Regions from separate parts of the Homo sapiens genome. Here region 2 is linked to region 1. Evidence: chromatin loops called from intact Hi-C (ENCODE). Cell type or tissue: heart right ventricle. All regions are shown on one strand.

The links. Hi-C counts contacts between places; a loop is a spot of excess contacts. Peaks named below come from ENCODE experiments on the same cell type or tissue, not always from the same donor. Only the 100,000 strongest peaks of a DNase experiment are listed, where the experiment ranks them.
Region 2: a loop joins it to region 1, with 1.8 times the contacts of the local background. A loop is called at or near these places in 4 of 110 quality-filtered maps.

What each region holds. Positions count from the first base shown.
Region 1 is chr3:25,553,329-25,561,328 of GRCh38, forward strand. The region is part of intron 3 of RARB (retinoic acid receptor beta); the gene reads left to right. Among named protein-coding and RNA genes, the nearest start is that of TOP2B, 110 kb to the right of the region's middle. In heart right ventricle, no CTCF peak of the experiment used is centred here; no DNase peak of the experiment used is centred here; H3K27ac peaks cover 3,844 bases.
Region 2 is chr3:25,465,568-25,473,567 of GRCh38, forward strand. All of the region lies in intron 2 of RARB (retinoic acid receptor beta), which reads left to right. Among named protein-coding and RNA genes, the nearest start is that of RARB, 41 kb to the left of the region's middle. In heart right ventricle, a CTCF peak has its summit at 3,408; a DNase peak (open chromatin) is centred at 3,564; H3K4me3 peaks cover 828 bases; H3K27ac peaks cover 248 bases.

The DNA.
Region 1 (8,000 bases):
ATGATTGACAGGGGAGCAGAGAACTTTTCTTTAGAGAACTCTAGGAATCTTTAAGCCCATCCTCTTCATCTCTGTGTGATTTAGACCCAGCTATTTGTGAGGATCCCTTTCTGACCACGTTATTTTCCAAAGGAGCAACAGGTAATGCAATGGCCTTGGAAAGTCTTTGGATGCTTATAAAGGAAGAATTGTGGAAGAACTCTCTTTCACATCACCAAAAAAACCAGTCATCTGAAGTGTTGCTTCCTAAGAATGTGGAGCAATCAATAAACCCCCTTGGAGTATCTTACATGTCGACACTCCCTTGGCCTTGATAACATCTGCCCTCCAAAGGCATTTGGCGTGCATCTGTTGAACACATTTGTATGGATTGTCACTGGGTCTTCGCTGCAACCTGGCAGGATTGGACGCCATCCTTCGTTCCCAGGCCTCATGAGAATCGAAACATCCAACATCTCTCAGGCACCTCTCAAATACCAGAGGTCCCCGACTCTCTTTATGTTCCCAAGATCTTTACTCATGCTTTCCCCTCAGCCTAGAATATTCTTCACCTAGTTAAACAGTACTCGGCCCAGACATTCTGATGCAGAATGTTCTGTGCAGATTTTCTCTGGCTGACTTCCCACTCCCCCTCCCCAACTAGAAAGAAGCCCATGTCACCTGTGTTTGCCACACTGTTTCCCCATGTGTTTTCAGGGTGTAATGTCATGTTAATCTGTGTTTGGTTAGGTGAGGAATGTGTGTGTCTACCTCTGGAGCAGGGGTCTACAAATACTGCAGGCCATGGTTAGGGTGGGGGAGGGGATTTCCCGAGAGAAAGTATCTGTGCGTGGAGGTGTAGGGCAGGGGAACTCACTGCTGTGCAGAAAATAACAACTGACATCTAGTATGTTGCCTGATAGCTGAAATAAAACAAAAAAACATGAGGGGGTGAGTATTAATTGTTTTATTTTTTGTTAAATTTATTTTCTTCCCTAAGTTTGATTTATTGCACAAGCAACTTCTTAACAATCAAGGACGTTTTTTAGTGTACAGGTCAGCCAACTCTGCAGTCCATAGGTTAAACCCGGCCCACTGCTTATTTTGGTAAAGAAAGTTTTACTGGGACACAGCCCTGTGCGTTTGTTGACGTGTAGTCCTGGCTCTTTTTGCGCTACAAGGGCAGAGTTGAGTAGTGTGACAAAAACTGGGAAGGCCCAAAAGCCTACAACATTTCTATCTGGCCTATTAGGAGAAAAATTTGCCACTCCTGGGCTAGACTGTGACTCAGTGAGGAACCACGTCTGCCTCTTCACCATCAACACCTCCAGTAACCCTCACAGTGCCGGGCACAGAGTTGCATAGGTTCGGCCTTAGTCTGTTTTCTGTTGGTTATACCAGAATACTTGAAACTGGATAATTCATAAAGAAAAGGAATTTCTTTCTTACTTTGAGGGCTGAGAAGTCCAAAGTCAAGGCACTGCATCTAGTCTTTTTGCTGATAGGGAATCTCTGTGGTGTCCCAAGATGGCACAGGGCCTCATATGGCAAGAGGATTGGGTGTGTTAACATGCCAGCCCACGTCTCTCTTCCACTTCTTATAAAGCCATCAGTTCCTCTCATGACCCATTAATCCATTAACCCATTAATTCATAAATAAGTTAATCTACTCCTGATGGCAGAGCACTCTCGGTCCAATCACTTCTTAAAGGCTTCTCATCTCAAAACTGCCACATTGCGGATTAAGTTTCAACATGAGTTTTAGAGGGGAAAAATATTCAAACCATAGCAGGTTCCCTGTAAATATTTGAATAAAATTAGTGAATGAATGAATGAATGAGTAAATTGACAAATAGCTACTCTAGCTTGTTTATTTAATTTATGGGAAAACTTTTCCCTCAATACATGCAATAGTTTCTGCTCCCTGATATCTAAAACACTTGCTCCTTCACCTCTTTCAGCTCTCTTCTCAGATGGCCCCTCATCAGAGAGGCTTTCCCTGCCACACTTCACAGTACAATGTCCCCTGTCGATCTTTCTCTCTTCCCTGCGTTGTTTTTCTTCATAACACTTATTACCTGTCATTATATTGGATATGCATTTGTTTATCATCTGCCTCCCCCAAGAAGAAAATAAACACCAAGAAGCTGGAAACATCTTTTATCACCGCCACATCCTCAGTGCCTAGAACAGTACCTGGAACATAGTGGATCCCCAGTTAATTTTTTTTTCTAGCTCTGTCAGGATTAAGTTTTAGTCATGTGTGTATCATTTAGTCAGCAAATATTTGAAAATGAATGATCACATTAAGAATTGACTGCACGCAGCCTAGGATTTCTTTGTATGTACTCTAGTTATTTCTTGGATGTTAACTGCCTTCCCCCTAGATCCCAAACACTGTCTTACTGGTACTGATCTTACACCCACAAGGTATGGGTTGGTAAGAAATAGATGGCCCCGGGGATGTTGGAGTTCTCTACTGCTTGCTGATCTACCATTGCCTTTCCTCTCTCCACCAAGGGCTGGAGGCTGCCTCTACCTTAGAAGGCATTAGCAGATGTCTTTTTTATTAAAAGGGAAAGAAAGCCCATTCTGGGCATGGGTGTGGGTGTTAAAGGAAGGGAAAAGGAAGGGCAAAGGGAAGTGGATTGTGAAGCTCTGGCAGGAACGTTTTGTATGTTGTTTCTTGGACATCTTGTATTTTTTTTTTTGACCCCTTAGCAGAAGCATTCCCAGGAATAGAAACTGGATTTTCTGTTCATATTAGACATCCAAGACTGTGGCTGTAAGCTATGCAGAGAATGGTGGAGATGGCTTTCTTTCTTTTCCAAATGACTCTCCAGAGAAATAAATACCTGAGAATTAAAGTTCTGTAGGCCACAAAGAAGATTTTTGTGAACTAAATAGGATTCAGCAATCCTTTACAGACAGTGCAATTTGGGATGATCTATTTATATTGAGAAACTGATAAGTTCACTCAGGGGAAGGCTAAGTTGGCTACAATTCTAGCCAACACTTCATATGCTGAGACTGACCTGGGAGCTTTGGCTTATTTCTGCTGTTTCATTTTTTAAGATTTTCTTTTAGTAACACATGTGGACTGAGAGTGACCCCTCAATGGCATTCAGGACAACCAAGGCCAAGTAGAAAAATTTTCTAGTTATAGTCCTCATTACATTCTTGTTACCAACACTAATCTTTTGAAAAAGCAAAAAGTTTTAAGAATTATTGTATGAGCCATATATAGCTTTGGAATTAGATAGAAATGGGTTCAAATTCTGGTCCTATAAATTACTGGCTTAAATGTGACCTTTAAAGTCTCTTGGCCAAAGTTTCCTCATGTGCAACTTGGGAAGTAAATCATGCCATTGACCACATGGGGCTGCTGTAAGAATTAAATGAGAATGTATGTCATGCACTTAGCACAGCCAGCACCCCGAAGGGCTGGGGTTGATGACAGCAGTGATGTTGCCTGTTCATGGCAAACTGTCCTTACAGCTGAGGGAGATGCAAGAGAAGTCTGGGTCACACACCACAGCCCTAATTTGAGAAACTGGTCTGTGACAGTTGGCAATTATGAGTTTGAATTTCCATAATGGATTGGAATTTCTCTCATCTTTGCATTTCAAAGCCAAGGGCAAGGAATAGTTATTATTTTCTCATAGTAATTCTTGTAAACAATTCCTGATGTGCAAGGTAGGTCAACAAATTACATGGAACCATTCTTGCATAAGGCAGTTTCTCACAATGACGTGCTGTTTGGGTGTCTTTAGAGTAAACTTGAAAGAAGTTCTCCTTCTTTGTGTTTTGCTTCCACATGGCATTGCATTCACACACACACACACACACACACACACACACACACAATTGCCATGAAAGTAGAGACTTCTGCTTTGAGTTCCTCTATAGGTTATGTCTACATCAGCATCTGTTGCACAGTAGTAGCTCAATAACTATTAGTGGAATGAATAACTGAGTCTATTTCACATTAAGTCAATTTCTAGAAGTCAAGAGCTAGAAGAAACAAAACCCGGAGGGACTAAGGAATTCCTCTTCATTTTCCATGGATACCATTCCAATCATAAATGGGCTTTTCCCAAGGCTCTCTCCGCAGCCTATCACTTCTCTGGAGCCTGAAACCCAGATAGCCAATTACATAAAGCACACACTGGATAACTCCACTTGGGTGGCACATGGGCACTTGGAATTCTAAGTGGAGAAGGAGGAGGCCCTTTTTCCTCCTCCTTTGTTCCCTCACCATCATTGTGCAAGCTGGAAACCCTTGACCCTTCCTGCTGCCTGGCACCTTGCATCTGCTATCCTGGCACTTCCCTACAGTCCCTCCCTGGTTTAGACATCCCTCTTCTCTCACTCGGAACTTCTAGCAACTACTTCAGTGGTCCCTATACCCCTAATCATTTCTTCACCATGAACAGTGACTCGTCTAAACAGCAACCCCTAATAAACTTAAAAGCCAAGTCTCCTTGGCCAAGTTCACACAATCACATGAGCTGTGGTCCAGCCACAGCCCAGAACTGCAAGCCTCACCCTATTCCCTGCAGAGCTCCAAAGCTGCCCTGTTGCTTCTCTCTAGGTCTGCAAACTGGCTCTCTTTTCTGCCTGGAAAGCACTCGGTTCTCCCAGCCTTTGGTTAGCTCAAGTCTCCTGCTTTGGATATTTACATAGAATTTAAGTGAATGCATATTTCAAGATCTCATTCCATATTGACCCTCCAGTGAGCCTCTCTCTGCAAATGAGCAATTTTGGATTCTCCGGGAAGTTCAAACAGCCTTTTTGTGTTTGTAAACATGGGTAGTTTCACTGACTTCTCCTACAGGTTGGATTACACAAAAAACATGTTTTCAAGCGCTTGGCCTCAAGTTTATTTTCTAGGCTGATTTTTGAAGGACTTTATCTGGCCTCCTCTTAACCTTCCCCACCCCCAAGTCTGGCTTCCATCCTTATTGCTCTGCTACAAATGTTCTCTCGAAAGTCACAACTTTCTCCATTGCCAAAACCAATGAACTTTGCTCCTTCTTCATTCTTTCTGACTGGCGGCTACTTGAACACTTGGCCAGGCTGCTGCTGCTTCAAATTCTTTTCTCCATTGGTTTCTGCGGTTTTTTATTCCAATTTCTCCCACAGTTCATCTGCTTTCATCCCCGTATCCTTTTCCCTTTCCCATCAACTACTAGCAATTCCCAAGGATTAGTTCCTGGCCCTTTTTTTTTTTTTTTTTTTATCTTTCCTCTCTCTCACCTTAGATTGTTCATCCTCGCTTACGACTTCAACAGTCATCTCTAAGGTTTGACTCCTAAATAATCTAACTTTGGAGGTGCTCTCTTGCCAAATCCACAATGCCATTGCTCTGACAGCCTCTGGATTCCTAATTCATGCCCCCTCAAACCAAATTCATCATATTCCTGCCAGAAACTGGCTTCCCTACTCCCCACCAGCTACCCTACATTTCTTCTCTGTTTTGATACCATCAGTAGCCCAATACGGGGTTAAAACCTTATTGTTACCTCTAAGTCGTCTTCTTCATCCCCATTTTCATTCTGTTGCCAAGTCTAGCATATTTTTCCTTGCGGTGATTCACTATATCTCCCCACTTCTCTTTGTCCTCATTATTTCTCCCCATCAATCCCTGTCTCCACATTTTTCTTCAGTGACACCAGCCACTCCACTCCCCTTCAAACATGATGTAGTCATTCTTGGAAGTATTTTCTCATATCTCCCCCATCCAGAATGTTTTTTCCTCCCCTTTTGGCCTCCTGAATGAGACCCCATCCTTTAAAGGCCACCGCAAACCTAAATTCCATCATGTAGCCACGTTTTTCCAACCCTCAGGCCTTTGCGCACATTGGTCCCTTCATCCAGAATGTCTCCTAGCCTCTCTAAGCCCCATTCATTTAAGAAATATATGTTGAACATTCCTTATGGAGAAGATACTGGACTGTGCACTGAGGATTTCTGAGTGAATAAGACCTAGCATATTCTTATAAGGGTATTCAGCTCAAGATTCCTCTCTTCTGAGATGTTTTTTCCCTATGGCCCCACAGGCTAAACTATCAGCTTCCTCATCTGTGAGTCTCAGTACCATCTTACAACCTGTCCCTTAGGTTTTGAATTCATATTGCTTGAGTCTAAGAATGAATATCTCCCTTCTGACATCTAGCTCAGTGCATGATAGTTATTTCTTTAGATGACTGTGTCTTTTACTAGAATGTGAATCTCTTGAAATGATACCTTCTTACTCTTGTGTCTTTAACATGCATAATGGCAAACAAAGTGTAAGTGCTCAATAACTATTTGAGCAGAAGAAGAAATAAATAGATGGATATATGGTTGGATGGGTGGATGGTTAATTGGTTGGATCGATGGATGGATAGGAAGATAGATGGATTGATGAATGGACAGAGATAGATAGACAGACAGACAAGTAGATGGACAGATGAATAGATGAAAGGATGGACAGATGGACAAATGGATGGATAGGTGGATCAATGGATGGAAAATGGGACAGATGAATGGGCAGCTGCATTGGATAGTTGGAAGGATGGACAGATGGATGCATGGATGAATGAGTAGACAGAAGGACTGGATAAACAGGCAATTCTTTCTTGGATGTCTATTTGGATGGATAGACAGATGGATGGATGGATGAAAAACACTCCCAGTTATAAGACACTGTTCAGATCTATAATGATTAGGAAAGAAGGTTATAGTTAATTGACTAATCATATCCAACAGTGGGCTAGCATATATCTCATACATAGACTGCCAATTTTCTAAAAATTAATAGAATGCATTTAGAACAAAAGCTATACTGAACAAGATTTATATGTGGTGATTCTGAAGATCCTTAGAAACTTTAGCATTTCCAGGACCTCATTAAGAATCACTTAGGGGTATATAGACTGGCGTAAACCATTTGAAATGCTGTAAAGTGAGGTTTTTCATTTAAACTAACTATGTGATATAAACACCTATATCTACATGTAGACCATTTCTCTAATGATTTGGATTTCTAAAATTGACAACATGAAAGAGCTTCTCTACATTAATATCTTAACGGTATTTGGCAAACATCTGGCAAAATTATAAGCCATTTGTCTATCTCTCTCAGATGTCTTATTGACATGTGGATGGCTCAGGCAGAAATCCATCACGTATATTAAGCAATCTCAGAAAACGTTGAATCCCAAGGACATGAGCGTGGCCATAAATGTTCACTAAGCCAAGTTCAGACAGACAGTCCTAACATTAGAGGTGAACCCACTGGAAGCTTAATAACTGACAGTTTCCATACTCTGTCTTCCCTTTAATCTCTAGTTATAGAGCACCAGGCTGGAATGCTGGTCTCATCTTGGATAAAAATTCTTTCCTCCCTCCCTCATTTTTTCCTTCCTTGGTTTCTTTCTACCTTCCTTCCTCCACTGCTGCCTTAGCATTTCACATCTCAAAGCTTTTGTGTATATTAAATCCTTATATTCTATATTATATATCATGTGCATTTCATTTATTGAAGGGAGAACCCCTCATGCTTTATTTGACTCTGTTTCTTTAGTGGCTACAGGACTCAATAAATGTTTGGTGAATAAACAAATTGGTATAGGGCTCCCACTATTTTTGTTCATGTTACATTGTGTTGCAATCATGTATATATCTAAATATATATGAGATCCTGTGTGCAATGAACAAAAACTGATGTCCTCATTTTTCAGATAAGGAAACTGAGGCTCAGAGACATTAAGAGACTATCCTGAGCTTACATAGTTAGTACAATAAATGACGAGCTAAAATGCAGGCCTTTGAAATTTTATCCCAGGGTCCTTCCATTTGTCCATTGTTTCTTTCATATTATTTAAGACCTATGGGGAACAGTGCCATAATTTCTGTGTGTTGTAACAGATGTGGGTGGGATCTTTGAGTGGTAGGAATGACCAATTGTTTTCTTTCTTGCCTCAAATGCTGAATAGAGGGAACCATGTATTCAAATATCCTGTAGCATAAAAGGC
Region 2 (8,000 bases), 88 kb before region 1:
GCCTCTGCTGCAGCCATACGATGGTGGTCAGAATTTAACAAATGGGTGTGGTCCATCTCTGGGAATGAATGGTCAGCGGCTGCTGTATTGACACAGCATTACCATGGCAGTATAACCACTAGACACACTGTAGGGATGCCCTGTTTAGGGGGTTTCCAGGTGAGCGATGGCAGTTTTTGTGTAGGGGACAAAGAGTACACAAAAGGAATGTGCAGTGTGGTTAGCCAAGAATGTTTAACAGTATAAAATAATAAAGCAATATTAAAAAAATAATAGGACAAAATAAAATAATGTCTTTGGAAAACAGTCTTATTGCTCATAGCTAAAATTTAATGCAAAATTTTGGCCTTAATCATATTTTACATTTCAACTTTTGTAGCTTTTGAGGAATGTGAAGTCTAGAGTGAGAATGCTGGGATGTGAATTCTAGCTAGACTACTTATAAGCTTGGTGCAACTCTCTCTTTTCTCATCTGGAAAAATGGGGGTGATATTACCTACCTCATGGTATTGTTGTGAGGATAAAATGTTTTTACTATGTATAAAGCATATAGAATAGTACCTAGCACATAGTAAGTGATAAGTACTAAGTGGCACATACATGCTTAGTTATTGTTTTGTTTTGTTTTGTTTTTGTTGAGACGGAGTTTCACTCTTGTTGCCCAGGCTGGAGTGCAGTGGCGCGATCTAGGCTCACTGCAACCTCTGCCTCCCGGGTTCAAGCAATTCTCCTGCCTCAGCCTCCCGAGTAGCTGGGATTACAGGCTTTACAAGCATGTGCCACCACACCCAGCTAATTTTGTATTTTTAGTAGAGACGGGGTTACTCCATGTTGGTCAGGCTGGTCTCAAACTTCCAACCTCAGGTGATTCACCCACCTAGGCCTCCCAAAATGCTGGGATTACAGGCGTGAGCCACCGCTCCCAGCCTATCGTTTGTTTTATCATTAAGTTATTATAATGACTTTTGCACACAGTGATGTAACATCAATTATAATCTTAGTACTGTTCTTGTAGTGTTCTTTCTGCAGTTCTCCATTCTTTTCTATCAAAATAACACTGCCTCTTTCCTTCAAGGCTCACATTAAGACCCTACTACTCCATGGAGCCTCCCTGGATTACCCTAGTACAGAGGTTGCCAAATTGCTTCTGCAAAGAGCCACATAGTAAATATTTTAGGCTTTGAGGGCTATGTGGTCTTTGCTGCCATTATTCAACTCTGTCACTGTAGCATGAAAGGTGCTGTAGATAATATGTACAAAAATGGGAATGGCTATGTTTCAATAAAACTTTGTTTACAAAAGCAGTGGACCAGATTTGGCCCTTGATGATGTTATTCTTCTTACAACTTCTAAAACTCAGAAGCTGGTGCCCCAAAGCTCTCATGCCAAAAGTGGCAAGCCCGCTGGTTTTGCTGGGCTATGGGCCTGGGTCTGCTGCTCCACTTCCACACTGCTAAAAGAAGTTCATGTCCACCTGCCCAGGGCTCTGTGGCTTAGAAGCTTTAAGCCATGTCTGGTCATTCCTCCACCCTTCCAATCACACTCAAATCCCACTTTCCCATCATCCAAAATCAGAGAAATTAGAAGTATCCAGGTAATTGAGCTACGTCCAGAAATACCTGACGTCACACCTTGGAGAGGTTTCTGGAACATAGTCTATGCTGTTGTATCAGTTAGCTTCTTCTGCTTAACAAATAACTCAAATGCTTAATGTCTTAAAACAATAGACATTTATTATTCATTATAATTCTGGATAGGTCTTCTTGTCTTGGCTGACTTGGCTTGGGCCAGGTGGTCTAGGACGGTCTCACTCACATGTCTGGGGCCTTGGCAGGATGACCAGATCCTCTCCCCCTGTTGTTGCTCACCATTAGCCTAGCCTAGGCTTCTTCACGTGGTGGATGGGTTCCCATCAGTAAGAGAAGACAATCACCATACAATCATAGCAAGCCAACGCCACTTATCCAGTGAACCAGCTCAAACAAACACTTCTCACCCTCTGCTTGTATCACATTTGCTAATATCCCCTTGGCCAAACAAATTGCGTGACTAAGCTTGGATTCTATGGATGAAGAAATAAACTTCACCTCCTAAGGGGAGAAGTGACAAAGTCACCTTGCAAAAGGGAGAGCCTACCAGAACTTGCATTTGGTTACATACCGTCTTCTATTATTCCCTAGTTTGATGGGCAAGTCTCTTCTGACAACCTTATTCACCAATCATTCATCCTTAAGCATATGTTTGTTGAACACCTACTAAGTTTCAGGCCCTATGCCGGGTGCTAGAGATACAACAGTGAACATGACAAAGTTCCTCATGGAATTTAGTGTCTCACACAAGGGACAGATGATAATTTAAATTTGGAAAACAATAAACAGAATGGTCTAATAAAGAATAATTTAGGGGTATTCTATTTCACAGGGGTCAAGGGGGCCTGATGTGATGGGGGTCAGGTGGGATCTCATGGCTGAGGAGGAACCAGCGGTGTGAGTCATAGAGAGAAAGCATTTTAGGTCAGAAACCAAACACTTGGATTCTCGGAGCATTTCTACTTCTTCTGGCTATGTCCATTGACTTCTCTGGGCCTTAGCCTATCTGTAAAATGAAAGCAAATCCACAAGTTTGAACCCAGTACCATGTCAAATACAGACATAAAAGCAGTGAACCTAATAATGGCACTGATTTCTTGTTAGGGCTGGCTTACGTGGAGTAAGAGGTCTCCAGTGTTTGTACGTCCAAGTGTGGAGTAGAGGGAAGAAGAAAACTACCCTTGTTGGGTGCCTTCTGTACACTAGGCATTTGGGCTTTTTTTTTTTTTTTTTTTTTTTTAACCCATAGCGCTTTTATTTCTCACAACAGCTCTGCAAGGTAGGCTCCGTGACCCACATTTTATAGATGAGGTAACAGAGGGTCCGAGTAGTTAAGGAACGTGGCCAAGGACACACAGCTAGCCTTTGCTAGAGCTGGGATTCAAATCCTTTTCCTGTTAAAAAAAACACCCCACTGCTTCAGCCACACTTAGACAGAAGGTCTGAAGCAGTGGTGTGTTATGGTCTAGAGTGGGGGTTTCATAGGCCACCAAATTTAAAACTAACAGATAGGGGCATATTTTTAAAAAACATATTGTCTTGATCATTTCATAAAAGAAATGACATCTCTGCGACAAAAAATTAAAAAAGGAAGCGCTTACAAGGCAGTCAGTCTTTCCCAAGAAGGGACAGTTAGCAGGCAGAACCCACACATGGGCATGTTCCCAGATGCAGCTTTGTCCTTGCTCTCTACATTTTGCCTTTGATGGGTGGAAACTTCCTATCCCTAAGCCAACCTTTGGGGGCCACAATCCAGCCTGTCCTGCAGAAGGCCCCAGGGCGAGGCCTGGCACAGCCGTGATGGCGTGTCTTCTCCACAAGGGCGCAGAGGAAATGCTTGCTGAAGGTCACATTGGTAGCCTTCTATTTAAAGCAGTCTTTTAAGAGTTTAAACTCCACTAGCCCCCTCAGTCCCTCAGGGCTAATTTTGTCCATTTTTCTCATCTGCCTTTGTTTTGCTAGCCTCTGAAGAGAGGGAGGCCCTCATCTCCATGACAGCGTTCGGCTGCTGGGCTGGGTTTTCCTGGCAGACAGCAAGCAGAATGTTCAGTCACAAAAAGTTTTGCAATCAGGAAGATGGATGTCTGCACTTAATTTTAGAACTTCTATTAAATACTTTAAATGAGCTTAATGATTTTATTTGACCAAGGCCATTTAAAACCACATTGTTGTTTTTAATTGGAGTGGATAAACATGAACATGATGCTGTCTTTGGAGAATATTTTTAGCTTTCCTCACTCTGATAGTTGCTTCTGTTTTAGGGGTTTGCTGCAGTATTGATCCCAAAGAACAAAATAACATATCCAAAACAATAACAAAAACAGGACACTCTGTGTACCACTCTGTGATAGCTGAATGAATTATGAAACCTGCCATAAACTTCATTACTATATTGGATCACACAGAGTAGTTTCCCTCATAGACCCAAAAAGCGTCCCTCTGTTCCCTGTTGCTATAATCTGCCAACCATGGAGGATTTACATGTTTCCTCATTCATTCATCAGACATTTATTAAGTGCCTTCCATGAGACAGCTCCAGGATATAGAAATGAAAGTTTTGTGTATATTTTTTCCAATGCTGAATCCCATTGCCTAAAAAATACAGAGAACCAGGCCTGTCCAATAATAGGGATGTAACTGGCTCAAGCCCAGCTGCTGGCTGCTTGGAGGCAGAAAACATGAGAAGCTAGGTGTGGTAAAAGGATTTAAATTCTGGCTTTTGGGGAATGACCAGGCTCAAGTCTTTGAAAGACCATTCCAAACTTTAGGCTGTGGAGAGGGGCTTAAAAAGGGGAACGTGGAGGAGGGGTGGGAGCATGTGGGAGTGGTGCTGGGTGCAAGGTCTGCGTGTTCAGTTCCGGAGGCCGTGTTGAGTCACGGTCCACCTGAAGCACAGCGTGCCATCATTTCAGCAATGCCCGGGTTGTAGACTAACCCTTTTGAGGTAATCTCTGCAATTTCACAGCTGGGTCTCCATACCTGGTTTGTTTAAAAATTAGCTCCTGGAACTTCTAAGTAAGTGCCTAATTAGATAAGCTAGTAGTTCAAGAGAGTGTCTGGTAGGAAGGGAGGAAAACAAAAAGTTTTTAAGTACGTTTTAATGCTGAGAGCAAGAAAAGAAAAAAAAAGTTTTAAAATGCAATTTTAAAGCTAAGCTCCTCGATTACAGGTAAATGGTAAATATTCATTGGATGGATGAATGAATGAGCAAGGAAACAGTGTGGCATGTGCTGTGACAATTGTAGCTAAGGGTTTGATGGGCACAGAGAAGGAGTCTCGGATCCCTCTGACACATTCATGGAAGGCTTTTATAGAAGATGTGATTTTATAGATGTGTAAGCATTTTCCAGATGAGGAAGGGGAGAGGAGTGTTCCAGGCAAAAGTTGAAGATGGGGCTGGAAGGCAAGAGGACTCAGAATAAAATTGCCTATATAGAGTTACATGGAAAAATGGAAATCTATCCATTCTGTTAACATTTATTTTGCATAACCCTATATAAACAACTAGGGATCCATAGGATATTAAAGACACTCAAAAGGACTCAATAAATACCATTTCCTCAGAGAAGCCTTCCTTTGGAACCCCCAGGTTAGGTCCCCCTCTTTTACATTTGCTGTTGTTCGCCTTTGTAGCACTTAACACAATTGAAATTAAGTCATTATTACCAAGTCATTATTACCAAGTCATTAGTTTAATGTCAGCTATAAACTCCAGGAGGGCTGGGCAGGTCTCTCTTGTCACAGCCTTATTACTAGGGCTTTGCATAGTGCTAGGGAGGCGGCACATAGTAGGACGTTAATGTATATATGCTTTTATCATAAGTTATATCTAATTATACAGTAATTAGTGTAGTTATAAATAACGCATAATAAGATATAATTGTATAATAATGCAAATAGTATATTACTTTCATACATTTTATCTAATTATATAATGAATTGCATCTAATTACATAGGGCTTGGGATGATACATTCATGTAAACATTCATGGAATTATATATAAACAGGACAAGGTCTTTGGTGACCAAAGTCTAGCTCATTTCTTAGTAATTTCTGCCTTCTACCTCAGTTAACCTTCATTGCAAAACGTATGTCCTCTCTGATACTATCTTTAGGCAAACTCTTAAGAACTAGTGCCTGGAATGATATACTGACGTGGAAGAGTACTGAGGGCTGTTAGTGCTTTAAGAAAAATCTCAGCTTAGAGAATCTACCTCCATATCGAGGAACCTCAAGACAGCTGAAATGACAATCTACCTTTTCCTAGTAATAATTCCTACGGAAGGAGAAAACACTTTTCTTCTTCTAACAAATTGAGAACTGATTTTGGATTGAAAAAGCAGAAAAATCTGTCTTTTTTTTTTTTTCCTTCTGGTGTATGGATAAACAGGAAGTTGGGGGCGGGGGGAGTGAATTCTGAATTAGCCCGCAACTCTGCGTGTTTTTTTTTTTTCCTTGAGTTGGCGTGGTAAAAATAGTTTATTTAATTTGGTGGTTTTAAGAGGCTTATAAATTTTTTAATGGTTAAACGTTCAGGAATGCTTGTGTAGATGCTTACTTTGCTTGTTGTTTGAAAATATCTAGAACACTTTCATTTGCTGTTTTTGTTATAACAAACTAAAGGTCTGCTATTATTGCAATTATCCTCTTTGTTTCTCCACCTTTTACTAGAAAAGTTAAGAGAGCTTTCCATATTTCCTTCTCCTGGGTGGATGCCTGTAAAGAGGTGATATGAAATGAAATTGTCTGGAAAGGCTTTCCTTCTTCATCAGCCCCCCTCTACCTTCTCATTGTCAGGGCAGGGCTCAGAGCCCTTGGTCTTCCCACTCTCTACAGTTGCCTCTCTCCCCACCCGCGTACCTATGTAAAACCATGGAAATAATAAAACTGTCTTATATCTTACATTCCTATAGCCTTAGTGTTTCTAATGCATTTTCATGTATGAAATTAAATTAAGCCAGGCTTAGCTGAAGTAAAAGTAAACCCCCACAAGGTACAATGTTTGCTACAGGACTTTTTTCTCACATCAGCTCTTGACTGGCAGCCTTCTCTTCTCCACACAGTGATTAGGACTCCTGCCAGTGCTGCAGCTTGTCATCCTCTTAGGTTCTTAGCATCATCTTATTCTAGCTACTGGAATGAAAAGAGAGCGTGGGGGAGGCAGTACACCTGCTTCTTAAAAGCCCCGGCCAAGAATGGCATACCTCATTGGCTAGAATGGGACACGTGACCAAAACCAACTGCAAAGTCGACTCAGAGATGTAGTCTAGCCATGTGCTCAGGTACAGACCTACTTTTAGGGAAAGAAATTATGGATTTGGTGAAGAGCTAAGTTTCTACCATAGGTTTTTTTTATTTGATCCTCATCATATTTAGAGAAGTAGGTGGAATCGATTGTTTCCCCCTCCATTTCACAGATGAGGAAACTAAGAATTTATGAGAGCAGATTCTACCATCTGTGGTTTTGATTTATAATGTGATTCTGTTACTGAAATGGTTACTGTGAGAACCTCCTTAAATACATTTCTGTAAGGTTCCCTGAAATTTATCAAACTATCTTTTCAAGGCCTCTGATTCTAAACATCCCCATATTCCTAGTTCATTCAGCTTTGACATTTTGAGAAACTGGGAAAGCCTTACCCAATAGAGGTAGACCTTTATCAGGGGTTAGATTCCAGTGTCATCACACAAGGCAAAGATTACACGTAGACAAAATTACCCCAGAAAATCCCTTTGAAAAGCACACTGCTGGAGACTGACATATGTCTCTCATTAGGACCTACAAAGCCAGTTCTTGCCATAGCTCTGGAAACAGATCACTCCATGGAACACCAGATGAAACAGTTGTTTTCTGTTCTCTTGTTGTATCAAATATGTGTCCTTAAGCACAACAGTCATACCAGCACAACGCAATGCTTATGTCCTGAAAACCACGCATCCCTCTCATTGTCTTCTTGTCACTATCTCCTACCATAATAGTTTCTTTGGGATTAGAATTTCTCTTGTGCCTTTTAGGAACTATGTCTTTTTGTTGTTGTTGTTGTTATTGAGTATTTTTCCACTTCAGAAAGGAAGATTAAATGTGTCATATGGATAAGCAACACCAGAAGGGAAAATTTTGTTCTATGGACCCTAGAACTCATCCCTGAAAAAAAAAAAATAGAGGGAAATAAAACTCTGTGTGCATCTCTGCCTGTACAAAGCTAGCATTGTCTGGGGTGAAGGGGAAAAGCTGGGGTTCTGGCAGGCCGGCCCCATTAGAGCCTTGTTTCTTGTTCCATATTGAAAAGATGACATTCCTTTGCTAGCAGCGTCCTGCCTGGATTTCTGGCAGCAGTTCTGTGGCTAGCACTATTCCTGGGGCATTTTTGTTGGGGTTGGTTTTGTTTTATTTCAAAAGCAGCAAAATG